Regions from separate parts of the Homo sapiens genome. Here regions 2 and 3 are each linked to region 1. Evidence: chromatin contacts called from ENCODE Hi-C or POLR2A ChIA-PET data. All regions are on one chromosome and are shown on one strand. The core of a region is the stretch at or near the end of the contact, and the rest is flanking DNA. Distances in the headings are between cores, read along the strand shown.

Evidence for each region. A loop is a pair of places that touch in the nucleus more often than their neighbours do. ChIA-PET counts read pairs that join two places held with the same protein, here RNA polymerase II (POLR2A). Pooled maps may share reads with other maps.
Region 2: a loop to region 1 is called in a map of sigmoid colon, with 18 times the contacts of the local background. The contact joins the promoter of TBL2 here to the promoter of EIF4H in region 1. A Hi-C loop is called at or near these places in 2 of 168 maps with a recorded cell type or tissue (naive thymus-derived CD4-positive, alpha-beta T cell and sigmoid colon), 2 of 37 single-sample maps with no recorded cell type and 12 of 50 pooled maps. POLR2A ChIA-PET finds 5 or more read pairs at or near these places in 4 of 52 experiments (A673, PC-3, RWPE1 and 1 more).
Region 3: a loop to region 1 is called in a map of gastrocnemius medialis, with 8 times the contacts of the local background. The contact joins the enhancer-like site here to the promoter of EIF4H in region 1. A Hi-C loop is called at or near these places in 1 of 168 maps with a recorded cell type or tissue (gastrocnemius medialis) and 1 of 50 pooled maps. POLR2A ChIA-PET finds 5 or more read pairs at or near these places in 1 of 52 experiments (CD4-positive, alpha-beta T cell).

What each region holds. Positions count from the first base shown.
Region 1 is chr7:74,171,466-74,176,199 of GRCh38, forward strand. EIF4H (eukaryotic translation initiation factor 4H) reads left to right here and starts at 2,891. Exons shown (of 7, transcript NM_022170.2): 1 at 2,891-2,977. The coding sequence starts at 2,919. RefSeq lists a silencer at 2,642-3,151 and enhancers at 2,654-2,948, 2,930-3,443, 3,444-3,956.
Region 2 is chr7:73,576,063-73,580,796 of GRCh38, forward strand. TBL2 (transducin beta like 2) reads right to left here and starts at 2,517. Exons shown (of 7, transcript NM_012453.4): 1 at 2,358-2,517. The coding sequence starts at 2,487. RefSeq lists a silencer at 2,129-2,768 and an enhancer at 3,099-3,168.
Region 3 is chr7:73,608,578-73,613,311 of GRCh38, forward strand. All of the region lies in intron 2 of MLXIPL (MLX interacting protein like), which reads right to left. Among named protein-coding and RNA genes, the nearest start is that of MLXIPL, 14 kb to the right of the region's middle. Within about 2 kb of position 2,719, at least 2 of the 41 ENCODE cell types and tissues checked have a DNase peak (open chromatin) inside an H3K27ac peak, as active enhancers do; they include gastrocnemius medialis, where a contact is called at or near this core.

The sequences.
Region 1 (4,734 bases), core at 1,641-4,140:
CAGAGTGAGACTCCATCTCAAAAAAAAAAAAAGTAAAAAAAGAGTAATGGAGTGGCCAGGCACGGTGGCTCACGCCTGTAATCCCAGCACTTTGGGAGGCTGAGGTGGGTGGATCACCTGAGGCCAGGAGTTCAAGACCAGACTGGGAAACACATGGAAACCCCATCTCCACCAAAAATACAAAAATTAGCCAGGCGTGGTGGCGCACACCTGTAATGCCACTTACTCAGGTGGCTGAGGCAGGAGACTGGCTTGAATGCTGGAGGCGGAGGCTGCAGTGAGCTGAGATCGTGCCACTACAGTCCAGCCTGGGCAACAGAGTGAGACCCTGTCTCAAAAAAAAAAAAAAAATGAGTAATGGAGTGGCCGGGTGCGTGGTTCCCACCTGTAATCCTGCAATACCACTACTTCGGGAGGCCAAGGAGGGAGAATAACTTGAAGTCAGGAGTTCAAGACCTGCCTGGGGGGCCGGGCACGGTGGCTCACACCTGTAATCCCAGCACTTTGGGAGGCCAAGGCGGGCGGATCACAAGGTTAGATCAAGACCATCCTGGCTAACACGGTGAAACCCCGTCTCTACTAAAAATACAAAAAATTAGTCGGGCGTAGTGGCGGGCGCCTGTAGTCCCAGCTACTCAGGAGGCTGAGGCAGGAGAATGGCATGAACCTGGGAGGCGGAGCTTGCAGTGAGCCGAGATTGCGCCACTGCACTCCAGCCTGGGTGACACAGCCAGACTCTGTCTCAAAAAAAAAAAAAAGACCCGCCTTGGCAACATGGCAAGACCCATCTCTACCAAAAACAAAAAAAAAAAGAAAGTAAATAAGAGTAATAGAGTAATGGGGGCAGGAGCATGGAGCAGGGGTCCAAGTTTAAACTGCGCAAGGAGAAGAAACCATTGGTTATTTTCTGAGCCATGTGCTAAGGTCAAAACTAGGTGACCTTGGGCAAGTCTCTTTCTCTCTGGGTGGTTCCACAGCTGTTAAACAGGTTTGGAAATTATTATCTACAGGTAAAGCACCCATAATGGTGCCAGACACCTTGGTAGGTCCCCAATATATATTGTGTGCCAGGAATTTTACATATTTACTAATTTGAATCTTTACAACACTGAAGAGGTAGGTGACATTATTATATAGATGAGAAAACAGGCATGTTAAAGCGGTTAAGCAACGTCCTCGAGGTCACTCAGCCAGTAAGACGTTAACTGAGCCTAGGTTCAATCTAGGTCTATCAGGCAGCAAAGTGTTTTATTACTTGGGAAGAAAAAGGCACAGAAAAATGAATAAGTGAGTTCAACACTATTAACTCATGAATTGATAATGCTCTGTCCATCTTAACACTGCTATGAAGGAGAAGATACTCAAATATAAAAGTTGGCAGGGCACAGTGGCTCATGCTTGTAATTCCAGCACTTTAGGAGGCAGAGGCAGGAGGACTACTTAAAAGCCAGTAGATCGAGACAAACCTGGGCAACATAGTGAGACTCTGTCTCTACAAATAAATGTTTTACAAAGCAAATTAGAGCCAGGCACGGTGGCTCATGCCTGTAATCCCAGCACTTTGGGAGGCCAAGGCGGGTGGATCTCAGTTCAAGACCAGCCTGGGCAACATGGTGAAACGCTGTCTCTACTAAAAATACAAAAATTAACTGGGTGTGGTGGTGCACGTCTGTCACCCCAGTTACTCGGGAGACAGAGGCAGGAGAATTGCTTGAACCGAGGAGGTGGAGGTTGCAGTGAGATGAGATTGCGCCACTGCACTCCAACCTGATTCTCCATCTCAAAAAAAAAAAAAAAAAAATGCAAATTAGGCGAGGTACTGCCCGCCTATAGTCCTAGCTACTCCAGAGGCTAAGGCGGCAGGATGGCATGAGCCCAAGAGGTCAAGGCTGCCGTGAGCTACCACTGTTCCACCGCAGTCCAGCCTGGGCGACAGAGCGAGACCCTGTCTCAACAACGAACCAATAAATACATAATAAAAAGTAATGGTTAAGCGGAAGATACCTAGGTACACATCACAACAAAATTCTATGAGGTTCTTTCAAAGTGTGCTTAGATAATTAAGGTTTGTCAACATCGTGGCATCCACAATTACTACCATCTCAATCACAAACCTGGAAATTTACCCGTGTAATTAATTCCCACTGCATAACCATGTTTTGTTATTGCTAGATGATGGAATCCACAACAGTATCCAATTCTTTTTCCAAGGCAACGACTTCTGCAAAAAACCGAGATGTGCAGTCTCTCTTGCTAAGTCACCGATCACCTATACTCTCTCCTCTCAAAACCCCCCAATACCCAGGCAGCGAGTAAGCCCTGGAAGGCAGGATTCGTGTCTGCATCCCACCGCCTCGCACCCCCTTCCGGGGCATCCTCATCGTGTGGCCAGCTCCTGCCTGGAGAAGGAGGTGGCCTTTACTTGGGTGTCACCCGGGGACCACTTGGGGGTCCAAGCGGGACAGGCCTCCGAGGTCCCCGCCATGTATGGAGGCCGAAAGGCAGCGTCCCAGGCGAACTGGAGAGGGAGTTCCCCCCAGCTCTCCAGGTCACCTCCCGCCGACGGACGGAAAGGCCGGCGCGCACGGGCGTGGTGCGGCGGGGATAGGAGGCAGCCACGGGCGCACCCCAGGGCCAGCACATAATGGGCCGCGTAGGCCGGGCAGGCGTCCAGCTGGGACGCCGCCGCACCACGTGGGCTGCAGAGCGCACGGGGCAGGCAGCTGCCGGTGGGCCCAGGGCCGGGCGCTGCGCGGCCAGCGTCCGTGCGTGCGTGCGCGCGCGCGCGTGCGCGTGCCTGCGTCCAAGGGATTTGCGATCAGGCGGCGCGGCGGACAGCCCCGGCGGCGGGGCGGGGGGAGTTATATTGCGGGGTCCTTCCTCGCTCACCCTGGTTCCTCTCGGAGCGGAGACGGCAAATGGCGGACTTCGACACCTACGACGATCGGGCCTACAGCAGCTTCGGCGGCGGCAGAGGGTGAGGCGGGCGTGCGCGGGCCCCGTCGGGGGCTGCGGGACCGGCGGAGTCGGGGCCGTCAGGGTGGCGGCCGTCCTGCGCTCAGCCGGGGCGGCGGGAGGCGGGGGCCCGCGGAGGCCTAGGAGCGGCGCCTGGAGGGCCGGGGCCTGGAAATGGCGCGCTCGGAGACGGGGCGGCGGCGGCTGGGCTCCCGGGGTCTTGCTTGCGGGGCGGATCCCTTCCACTGCCTCCCGCCAACGACAACGTGTTGGTTTTTGCCCTGCCTTGGCCGCGGCGGCGCCGATGCCCGGAGACGAGCGCCCGCTTCCAGCCCCATCCCCCCTACGGTAGGACCAGTGCGGGGCTGAGCTGTGGCGCTGGGGTACGGGCCACACGGCCTGCCCCGCTCCGGTCCCGGCCTCTTTCGCGGCCCTCTGTTGCCTGCCCGCCTTGCAGGCCCCTGGCCCCTTCGCCACGAGGCCGGCCGACTGGGGAAGGTCGGCAGCCAAGAGGGGCGATTCCCTTCCCCTTACGTGTGAGGCAGGGATTTGGCGGCTCTGGCCCGGGGATGGTACGACTCCTTGCGGGCGGGGGGAGACCAAGGAGATAAATCCATCGTAGCTTCTTTGTATTAATCTTTCTTGGGTCACAGTGCCTTGACAGGTGCTACGTGCTCTTTGGCACAATTTCATTTCTCCTTGGTTTCTCGCTCTGATCTGGAGAAGGAACCGCATTTAGCGTCGTCCTGATTGTTGTCAAATGCAGACAACTATGTATAATTGAAACACTTTGCTTAAAAGAAACATCTTTGAATAGAGAGCTCATGGTGTTTAATTCCAGGACTCTGCACTTTTTTTTATTTTATTTTTTAAATACAAGTTGCCTCGTTAGAATATAGGCTATGAACATCTTGCTGTTTGTCAAGGACACACTTGGGCTTTGTGTTTTCTTGCAGAAAGGATTACTTTCCCAGGATAACACCACAATAATACACACTGAGGTGTTCAGTCTCCTGGGTTGCAGTCCAAAAGTATCTTTGTTTGGTAAAGAATGATCACTTTTAATACCTTGGTTTGGGAACGGCTCAGACAAAAGCTTGTTTCGGGGCAGGAGTGTAGCTAATGTTCATGATACTGTAACGTGGAAGTGTGCCGGTGTAGGTGGAGCTATTGTCATTCCAAAGAACATTTTATTTGCTAATAAAAAAAGAAGTAAATGTTGGATGACATGAAATTATCGCCTTTGGGTTAGGTTTCTAAACATCAAATTTGTTCTCAAGTCATTTCGAAATTTAATAACTAGGGTTTTTTTTTTTTTCCTAGTTCCAAAAAACGTTCACAGAAGTACCCAGAAAAATTCTTCTTAAACAGCGTGGTCAATTTAAGTTTTAGTTGCATTGGGACTACAATAAGGTGACCTTATTAAACTGAGTGTGGGGATTTAAAAAAATTTCCTTCAGACACATTTGCCAGCTCTTCTGGTGTCAAATTTTGACATTTGGGGGTGCCAGGAACAATCAGAAGTAAAATTCTATTAAGATGCTATTAATTTCAAATCTCCACAGCAGATGAAAATATTAGCCATTTGCCCCAGGTGTACTCCAAAAACTGATAGGAGAGTTTCCTAGGTAGCACTGTGCATCACTTGAACTTCCTAATAGAAAGTCTCTTTACTGTTAAGCATCTTCTATGTCTCACTTACTTGGAATTTTCTATTTGGCTTCATATTAATGTGAAACTACATAAAGTATTGCTACTTTCAGAAGTAGTTTTAAAAAC
Region 2 (4,734 bases), core at 1,267-3,766, 600 kb before region 1:
AAGGGAGATTGAATTGGATGAGATATCTACAAAGTGACAAGCAAAAGTACCGAACACAAGCATTAAAGGCTCTATGGAGGCCGGGTGCGGTGGCTCATGCCTGTAATCCCAGCGCTTTGGGAGGCTGAGGCAGCTGCTGGATCATTTTTTTTTTTTGTTTGATACAGAGTCTCGCTCTGTTGCCTCAGTCTCGATCTCCTGACCTTGTGACCTGCCCGCTTCGGCCTCCCAAAGTGCTGGGATTACAGGCGTGAGTCACCATGCCCGGCCCGGCAGCTGGATCATCTTGATGCCCAGGAGTTCCACCAGTCTGGCCAACATGGTGAAACCCCGTCTCTACTAAAAATACAAAAATTAGCCGGGCGTGGTGGCAGGCGCCTGTAATCCCAGCTACTCAGGAGGCTGAGGCAGGAGAATCACTTGAACCCAGGAGGTAGAGGTTGCAGTAAGCCAAGATCGCACCACTGCACTCCAGTACCTGAAAGAACTCGGGGATGAGAAGTCAACATCTGTTGAGTCCTGTGCGGGGGAGTGGAGCCAGTCACTTTTGTAAAAGATACTTAATTGAGTCACAAAGCTGGCATGTGGTAAATGACTGCAGATGCTCCCCAATTCCAACAGGAAAAAAGCTCCTGGGCCCTGCAAACAAACACAGCCACAATCTGTCCTCTGCTTCCTTCTCTCCAGGCATGTCTAACAAGCCCCCCTCCTCACACTTAAGTCATACCAAATGCTGTTTGGGGACTCCTTGCCTTCTCGGGTATTGCCATTGGCAGGAATGTCTTTTTTCCTTGGCCTTCTGGCAAACTCTTCTTCTAGAACCATCCTTTGAGACCCCACACTACCTCATGTGCCCCCTATTCTCAGTAATGATTTCCCTAACAACCACCTCCCCCATAAAAGAACAGGACTCGGCCAGGCAGGGTGGCTCACGCCTGTAATCCCAGCACTTTGGGAGGCCGAGGCAGGTGGATCACAAGAGGTTAGGAGATTGAGACCATCCTGGCTAACACAGTGAAACCCCGTCTCTACTCAAAAAATACAAAAAATTAGCCGGGTGTGGTGTCGGACGCCTGTAGTCCCAGCTACTCAGGAGGCTGAGGCAGGAGAATGGCGTGAACCCAGAGGCGGAGCTTGCAGTGAGCCGAGATCCCGCCACTAGACTCCAGATTGGGCGACAGAGCAAAACTCCGTCCCCCTGCAAAAAAAAAAAAAAAAAAAATGCAGGGCTGGCCGGGCACAGTGGTTCACGCCTGTAATCTCAGCACTTTTGGAGGCCAGGACGAGTGGATCACCTGAGATCAGGCGTTCGAGACCAGCCTGACCAACGTGGCGAAACCCCGTCTACTAAATATACAAAAATTAGCCAGGCGTGGTGGTGTGTGCCTGTAGTCCCAGCTACTCGGGAGGCAGAGGCAGAAGAATCGCTTGAACCTGGCAGGCGGAAGTTGCAACGAGCCAAGATTGTGCCACTGCACTCCAGCCTGGGCAAGAAGAGCGAAACTCTGTCTGAAAAATAAATAAAAAGAGCAGGGCTGCCCACTGACTCTCTGGTGTTTCCCATTTCTAGTACTAACCTCTTCTATGAAACTTTTCAGAGACAGGCTCTTGCCGTCACCCAGGCTGAAGTACAGTGGCGCGATCTATCACAACTCACTGCAGCCTTGAATTCCTGGACTCACGACACCCTCCTGCCTCGGCCTCCCATGGAGCTGGGACTACAGGGGCGTGCACAACCACACCCAGCTAATTTTGCGTAGAGATGGGGTCTTGCTATGTTGCTCAGGCTGGTCCCAAACTCCTGGGCTCAAGCGATCTCCCTGCCTCGGCCTCCCAAAGTGCTGGGAATACAGGCGTGAGCCACTTCGCCTGGCCTCAGTGAAACTTATTTCACCGTGTTTTTCACTTACATATTTAGGTGTTCATAATACAGATGTACTTCTCCTTTACTGGACTCCTTACAGAAAAAGACCCCAAAGCCTATCACAGGGTCATAGATGCCCAGTAAATGCTGCTGCACATCACAGAATTGGTGCTTTTTCCGAGATCGCGGCCACGGAGCAGGCTGAAGAGTTTACGGTGCTCTCCTGGCCACCCCGGGGACGGCCTGGCCTCGGCCACAGAGAAAGCCGCAGTAAGGGGCCCAGGTTGGAGCCAGTCCCGCCCCAGGAGGTGCGCCTAACCCGGCAAGGCGGGTCCCCGTCTCTGGAAGCGAAGCTCACGTTACCAGAGGAGAAACTGAGGCCCATGGAGTCGCCGGGCCCCACCAGCCGCGGGCCCAAACCGCAGGTCGGACCACGAGGAGGCCGGGAGCCGGGACACCGCGGGCCGCCCCCACCCGACCCGGCCCCACTTACAGGCGGGCCGGCCGCTCCTCTCCTCCCCCGCGCGCAGCCACCCCCGCGCTACCGCCGCCGTCGCCATCAGGGCCAGCAGCCCAAGCAACACCGACAGCCCCATGAGCTCCGACATCTGCGAGAGCTCCATGTTGGTGGAACCACTGCCACCTCAGCTAGTGAGTACGCGGGCGCCCGCACGGCTCTGCCGGGCCGCGCACGCACGCGGGGGCGCGGCCTGGCCGTTGGGGAGCCTCAAGCGGCTGGGCCTGGCCGTTAGAGCGCCTGGGGGCGGAGCCTGGTTGTTACAACGCCTTCAGGGCGGGGCCTGGCCGTTAAAGCACCTCAAGGGGTGGGGCCCGGCTGTTGTGGCGCTCGAGGGGCGGGGCCTGGAGTTAGAGCATCTCCACCCGCCGAGCCTAGTTATTAGAGCGCCTCGAGAGGCAGAGTCTGGAGTTAGCGCGTCTCGAGGGGCGGGGCTGGGTTGTTAGAGCGTCTCGAGGGGCAGAACCCGGAGGTAGAGTGTCTCGAGGGGCGGGGCCTGGAAGTAGAACATCTCGAGGGGCAGGGCTCGACCCTTGGTGCGTTTCGAGGGGCGGGTCGCCTGGCGGTTGAGATTGCAGGGCTGCGGAGGGCGGAGGAAGGCGGGATTTGCGATCACTGCTCACGCCTCCTCCTGAAGAACTCACTGATAATTGTTTATTAAAGGCATTATTCCAGCCATCACCACACTGGATCCTTTCAAGGAAGCGGGGCGGGGATTATTATTACCATTTAACGGATAGGAAACTCAGCATCAGCGAAAGTTCAGATGGGCTTTTAAGGAAGAGTAGGCCAGGCGCGTGGAGTGGAACAGCCTCCGCAAAGACCTGAGAAGCTGGGATGTGGGAAATGGCTAGAGGGGCGGAAAGGTCTGGGGGACGTTGAGCGCTGGCTCCATCCAACAAGCTGCTCATTACAGGGAGAGGTGGGGCAAAAGCTGTGTCTGAGGATTCCCTGGATGGACCTTTGTGTGAAAAGACCAAAATCAGAAAACCGGCAGTGGCTTCAAGGATCCGAGAGGGAGGTGACGAGGGCCTGGATTTGGGGCTGGCCTGGCAAGTCGAAAGTTAAAAGGGAGAATTTTTAATAGAAAACTTATTTTATTTATTTATTTATGTATTTACTTTTGAGACGGTTGCCCAGGTTGGAGTGCAGTGACGCGTCTCGGCTCACTGCAACCTCCGTCTCCCGGGTGCAAGAGATTCTCCTGCCTCAGCCTCCAGAGTAGCTGGGATTACAGGCGCGTGCCACCATGCCCTGCTACTTTTTGTGTTTTTTATAGAGACGGGGGTTTTGCCATGTTGGCCAGGCTGGTCTCGAACTCCTGACCTCAGGTGATCCACCTGCTTCGGCCTCCCAAAGTGCTGGGATTACAGGCGTGAGCCACCATGCCGAGCTGGGAGATTATTTTTATTTTTTATTTTTTGAGATGGAGTCTCGTTGCACTGTCGCCCAGGCTGGAGTGCAATGGCGCCATCTCTGCTCACTGCAACCTCTGCCTCCCGGGTTCAAGCGATTCGCTTGCCTCAGCCTCCCGAGTAGCTGGGATTACGGGTGCCCGCTAGCATGCCCCGCTAATTTTTTGTATTTTTTAGTAGAGACGGGGTTTCGCTATATTGGTCAGGCTGGTCTTGAACTCCTGACCTCGTGATCCGCCCGCCTCAGCCTCTCAAAGTGCTGGGATTACAGGTGTGAGCCACCGCGACTGGCCCAGACCAGGAAATTTTTTCATAGAAAACTTATTTTTTTTTTTGAGACAGAGTCTTGCTCTATTGCCCAGGTTGGAGCGCAGTGGCGCGATCTCGGCTCACTGCAACCTCCGCCTCCTGGGTTTATGCCATTCTCCTGCCTCAGCCTCCCGAGTAGCTGGGATTACAGGCGCCCGCCACCACGCCCGGCTAATTTTTTAAAAATATTTTTAGTAGAGACGGGATTTCACCGTGTTAGCCAGGATGGTCTCGATCTCCTGACCTCATGATCTGCCCGCCTCGGCCTCCCAAAGTGCTTGGGGGATTACAGGCTTGAGCCACCGCGCCCGGCCAGAAAACTTCTTTTAAGGCCGGGTGCGGTGGCCCATGCCTGTAATCCCAGCACTTTGGGAGGCCGAGGCGGGAGGATCACCTGAGGTCAGGACTTCGAGACCAGCCTGGCCAACATGGTGAAACCCCGTCTCTGGCCAACATGGCGAAACCCCGTCTCTACCAAAAGTACAAAAATTAGCTGGGCGTGGTGTCCCACGCCTCTAATCCCAGCTACTCGGGAGGCTGAGGCAGGAGAATCACTTGAACCTGGGAGGCAGAGGTTGCAGTGAGCCAAGATTGCTCCACTGCACTCCGGCTTGGGTGATAAGAGTGAG
Region 3 (4,734 bases), core at 1,469-3,968, 560 kb before region 1:
CTCAAAGAAAAAAAAAAAAGAAAAAAAGAAAGTCCTGGTTAGACTGGCAGGCCAGGGGCCTAGAGCCTTGGGTCCTCTGCCTCAGAAGGCTAGGCACTACCCACTTTCATTGCAGAGAACCACCCTTGGTTCACTTCTGACCACCAACATGTGTCCTCTTCCAGGCCTCCACCTCCCCTCCCAGTCTCTAATTCTGACCTCTCCCCAGGCTCTTGCCCTTGGCCCCAACACACACTCCAGGCTCTTTTTTGTTTTTGTTGTTGTTTTGAAACAGGTTCTTGCTCTGTTGCCCAGGCCAGAGTGCAGTGGCGCAATCATAGCTCACTGAAGCCTTGACCTCCTGGGCTCAAGCGATCCTCCCGCCTCAGCCTCTGGTGTACGCCACCATGTCTGGCTAATTTTTAAATTTTTTGTAGAGACAGGGTCTCCCTGTGTTGCCCAGGCTGGTCTCGAACTCCTGAGGTCAAGGAATCCTCTTGTCTTGGCCTCCCAAGGTGTTGGGATTACAGGCGTGAGCCACTGTGCCTGGCCTCTTCCTTTTTATTACTGTTATTTTTAATTTTTTGGTAGAGACAGGGCCCCACTATGTTGCTTTGAGGACTGGCCTCAAATTCCTGGGCTCACGAGGCTTTTCTTTATCTCCTAGCTTCCCTGGCCACTTTTTTTTTTTTTTTTTTTTTTTTTGAGATGGCGTTTCACTCTTGTTGCCCAGCCTAGAGTGCAGTGCCACGATCCCAGCTCACTGCAACCTCCACCTCCCGGGTTCAAGCGATTCTCCTGCCTCAGCCTCCCAAGTAGCTGGAATTACAGGCACGCGTTACCACGCCCAGCTAATTTTTTGTATTTTCAATAGAGACGTGGTTTCACCATATTGGTCAGGCTGGTCTCAAACTCCTGACCTCAAATGATCCCCCAACTCAGGCTCCCAAAGCACTGGGATTACAGGTGTCAGCCACCTCACCGGGCCCTGGCCGCTTTGTGTGTGTGTGTGTGTGTGTGTGTGTGTGTGTATGCTTGAAACAAGGACTGAATCTGTTGCCCAGGCTGGTGTGTGTGTGTTTGAGACAAGGACTCAATCTGTTGCCCAGGATGGAGTGTGTGTGTGTGTGTTTGAGACAAGGTCTCAATCTGTTGCCCAGGCTGGAGTGCAGTGGCAGGGATCTTGGGTACTTCGATCTCCGCCTCCTGGGTGCAAGTGATCCTCCTACCTTAGCCTCCAGAGTAGCTGGGACTACAGGTGTATACCACTGCACCCAGCTAATCTGTGAATTTTTAAAAAAAATTCAACATGGTTTCACCATGTTGCCCAGGCTGTTGTCAAACTCCTGGGCTCAAGCGATCTGACTGCCTCAGCCTCCCAAAGTGCTGGGATTGCAGGCGTGAGCCACCGCTCCCAGCCCCTGACCACTTTTCACTGACTCCTTTGCAATGCCCACCCTGCAGCCTCTCTCACTCTGGCCCTTTCCTGCTCTAGCCTCATATCCAGCTGCCTGGGGACCCTCCCTAGGATGTCCCAAAACTTGCCACAAAAACCCCACTGACTCCCAGCATTCCAGGTCTGACTGTTATATTCCGGGTCTAATTGAGAAAAAAATCTCAATCTCATAGGATCTGTGACATTTCTCCCGCTGTCCCCTCCCCTCCATCCTCTCTCACTGTGTCACCCCTTGGCCTGGTGTCATTTCTCACAGGGACCTCCCTGACTCCAGTGTCACACTCGGAGCTCATCTTCCAGTTGCAGCCAGGACAATTCTTTCTAAAGTGCAGTTCAGGTCTGGAACCCTCCATGGCTCCCTACTACCTCTGGGACAAAGTCCACACTCCTTGGCTTGGCTTCCAAACCCGTCCCCCTCCTCCATGACTGGGCCACCACTTGCTTCTCTCAGCATCTCATCTCCTTTTTTTGAGACAGGGTCTCACTCTTGTCACCCAAGTTGGAGAGCAGTGGTACAGTGCTACGGCCTTGGCTCACTGCAGCCTGCACCTCCCAGGCTCAAGCGATCCTCCCACCTTAGCCTCCCGAGTAGCTGGGACTATAGGCATGTGCTACCATGCCCAGCTGGTTTTTTGTATTTTTGGTAGAGACAGGGTTTCGCCATGTTGCCCAGGCTGGTCTCGAACTCCTGAGCTCAGGCGATCCACCTCCCTCGGCCTCCCAAAATGCTGGAATTACAGGCATGAGTCACTGTGCCCGGCCTCCCTGTCTCCTTTATACACCTCACCTTGAAGCCACACAGCCCACCTTTTCTTTTCCTTTTTTTTTTAAGATGAAGTCTCACTCTGTCACCCAGGCTGGAGTGCAGTGGCCTGATCTTGGCTCACCACAACCTTTGCCTTCTGGGTTCGAACAATTCTCCTGCCTCAGCCTGCCTAGTAGCTGGGATTACAGGTGAGCGCCACCACGCCCCACTAATTTTTGTATTTTTAGTAGAGACAGGGTTTCTCCATGTTGGCAAGGCTGGTCTCGAACTCCTGACCTCAAGTGATCTGCTCGCCTCGGCCTCCTAAAGTGCTGGGATTACAGGCGTGAACCACCACATCCGGCCCTTCTGGTCTTATTCTAACAGGGAAGCCCCTCTTACCTTCCCTCCTCTGCCCACAATTCAGGATAGCGCCTCCTCCAGGAAGCCTTCCTGCCTGCCAAAGCCCACAGCGCTGCCCACCTCCCCTCCACCCTGGCCTGTCAGGTCTTTACATGCTCGCCTTGCTGCAGGGAGTAAAAGCAGCTCCTGCCTTTGGCACAGAGCTTGACACACAGCTGGTCTACTTAGAGGCAACCTGAGACTTTTCCTGGCTGCTCTGACAAAGAGAACAACTGCTGACCCTTCCTGCCCCAGCCAACTTCCTCTGGGACAAACGAGGACACAGAGGAAGGGGGACCACTGGAACATGAAATTTACTAGGGCTTTTTAGCATCATTTACAAAGTTCTGTCCTAAAGAACATTCTCCAAAATCTGCTGGGCACGGTGGCTCACGCCTGTAATCTCAGCACTTTGGGAGGCTAAGGCCGGCGTATCACTTGAATCTAGGAATTCAAGACCAGCATGGGCAACATAGTGAGACCCCATCTCTACTAAAAATACAGAAATTAGCCAGGCGTGGTGGCGCATGCCTGTAATCCCAGCTACTTGGGAGGCTGAGGCATGAGAATTGCTTGAACCCGGGAGGCAGAGGTTGCAGTGAGCTGAGATTACACCACTGCACCCCAGCCTGGGTGACAGAGTGAGACTGTCTCAAAAAAAAAAAAATAAAATAAAATAAAGCATTCTCCAAAATGGACACTGATAGGATTGAAGGAGGGGTTTTGTCCTGGTTTCTGAGCCCAGATTGGACAGAAAACAAAGGGCTGGGTCCTTGGGTGCATAGACTCCCAGGGGGCTAGATAAGGAAGGAGGGTCTCAAAGTGTGTCTGCCCCTGGCTTTCCAGATGAGGAAATGAACACCAGCAAAGATGAAGTTTGTCCTGGTACGGTGTGGTGGCTCACGCCTGTAGCCCCAACATTTTGGGAGGCTGAACTGAGAGGATTGCTTGAGGCCAGGAGTTTGAGACCAGCCTGAGCAACCTAGTGAGACCCTGCCCCTACAAAAAATTAAAAATAAAAAATAGCTGGGTGTGGGGGCGCATGCCTGTAGTCCCAGCTACTAGGGAGGCCGAGGTGGGGGAATTGCTTGAGCCCAGGAATTGGAGGCCGCAGTGAGCTATGTTGGCTCCACTGCACTCCAGCCTGGGTGATGAAGTGAGACCCTGTCTCAAAAAATAGAATAAAATTAAGTTTGTTAGGCCAGGCGCGGTGGCTCACGCCTGTAATCCCAGCACTTTGGGAGGCCGAGGTGGGCGGATCACCTGAGGTCGGGAGTTCGAGACCAGCCTGACCAACATGGAGAAACCCTGTCTCTACCGAAAATACAAAAAATTAGCCGGGCGTGGTGGTGCGCACCTGTAGTCCCAGCTACTCAGGAGGGTGAGGCAGGAGAATCGCTTGAACCCCGGAGGAGGAGGCTGCAGTGAGTCGAGAGCACACCATTGCACTCCAGCCTGAGCAACAGAGTGAGACCCCCATCTCAAAAAAAAAAAAAAAAAGTTTGTCCAGGGCTCTCAGAAAGTCAGGGCCAAGTGAAGCCCCCCTCCCCAGCCCAGAGACCCCATCCTCTGGACTGTTTCTCATGGAAAGGCTGTAACCATGTGGCTTCCTGGGGGCTGGGGCAGGCTTTGTTTAACACTGATAAGTTCTTCCCTTCACTCAGCCGCGGAACCCTTTGCACCTATGCTGAGACAGATACTGGGACAGGACACATGGATGAATCAGGCAGGGTGCCCACAGCTTAGCGGGAGAGATAAGGAAAGTAAACAAACAACCCGAGACAATGCAAAGTGGAAAGTCCTTCTTGCCCCAGGAGCGGTGCAAAGTGCCAGGGAGCTCCCAGGACACCAAGACGATTTCAGAGTGTGGGAGTATGACTGTTGGATCAGGAAAGGAAGAATCTTAGAGGATAGGAGCCTGCAGGGGGTGGCAGAGCCCTTCCTGCTTGAGCCCTAAGGCCCGACATTAGTGGCGTCAAGCCAAGTAAGCCCTTCTCCTCCCCACTCCCGTGAAGCCCACCTTCAAACCTTTGGCGTTTAGGGAGGAGGAGGGGTCTTGACATTTGTTGTATGTGTGTCACGTGCTGCTATGACTATGACAGTGAGATACAGATGATCTCACTGAAAACTCAGTGAACCTCAGAAATAGGAC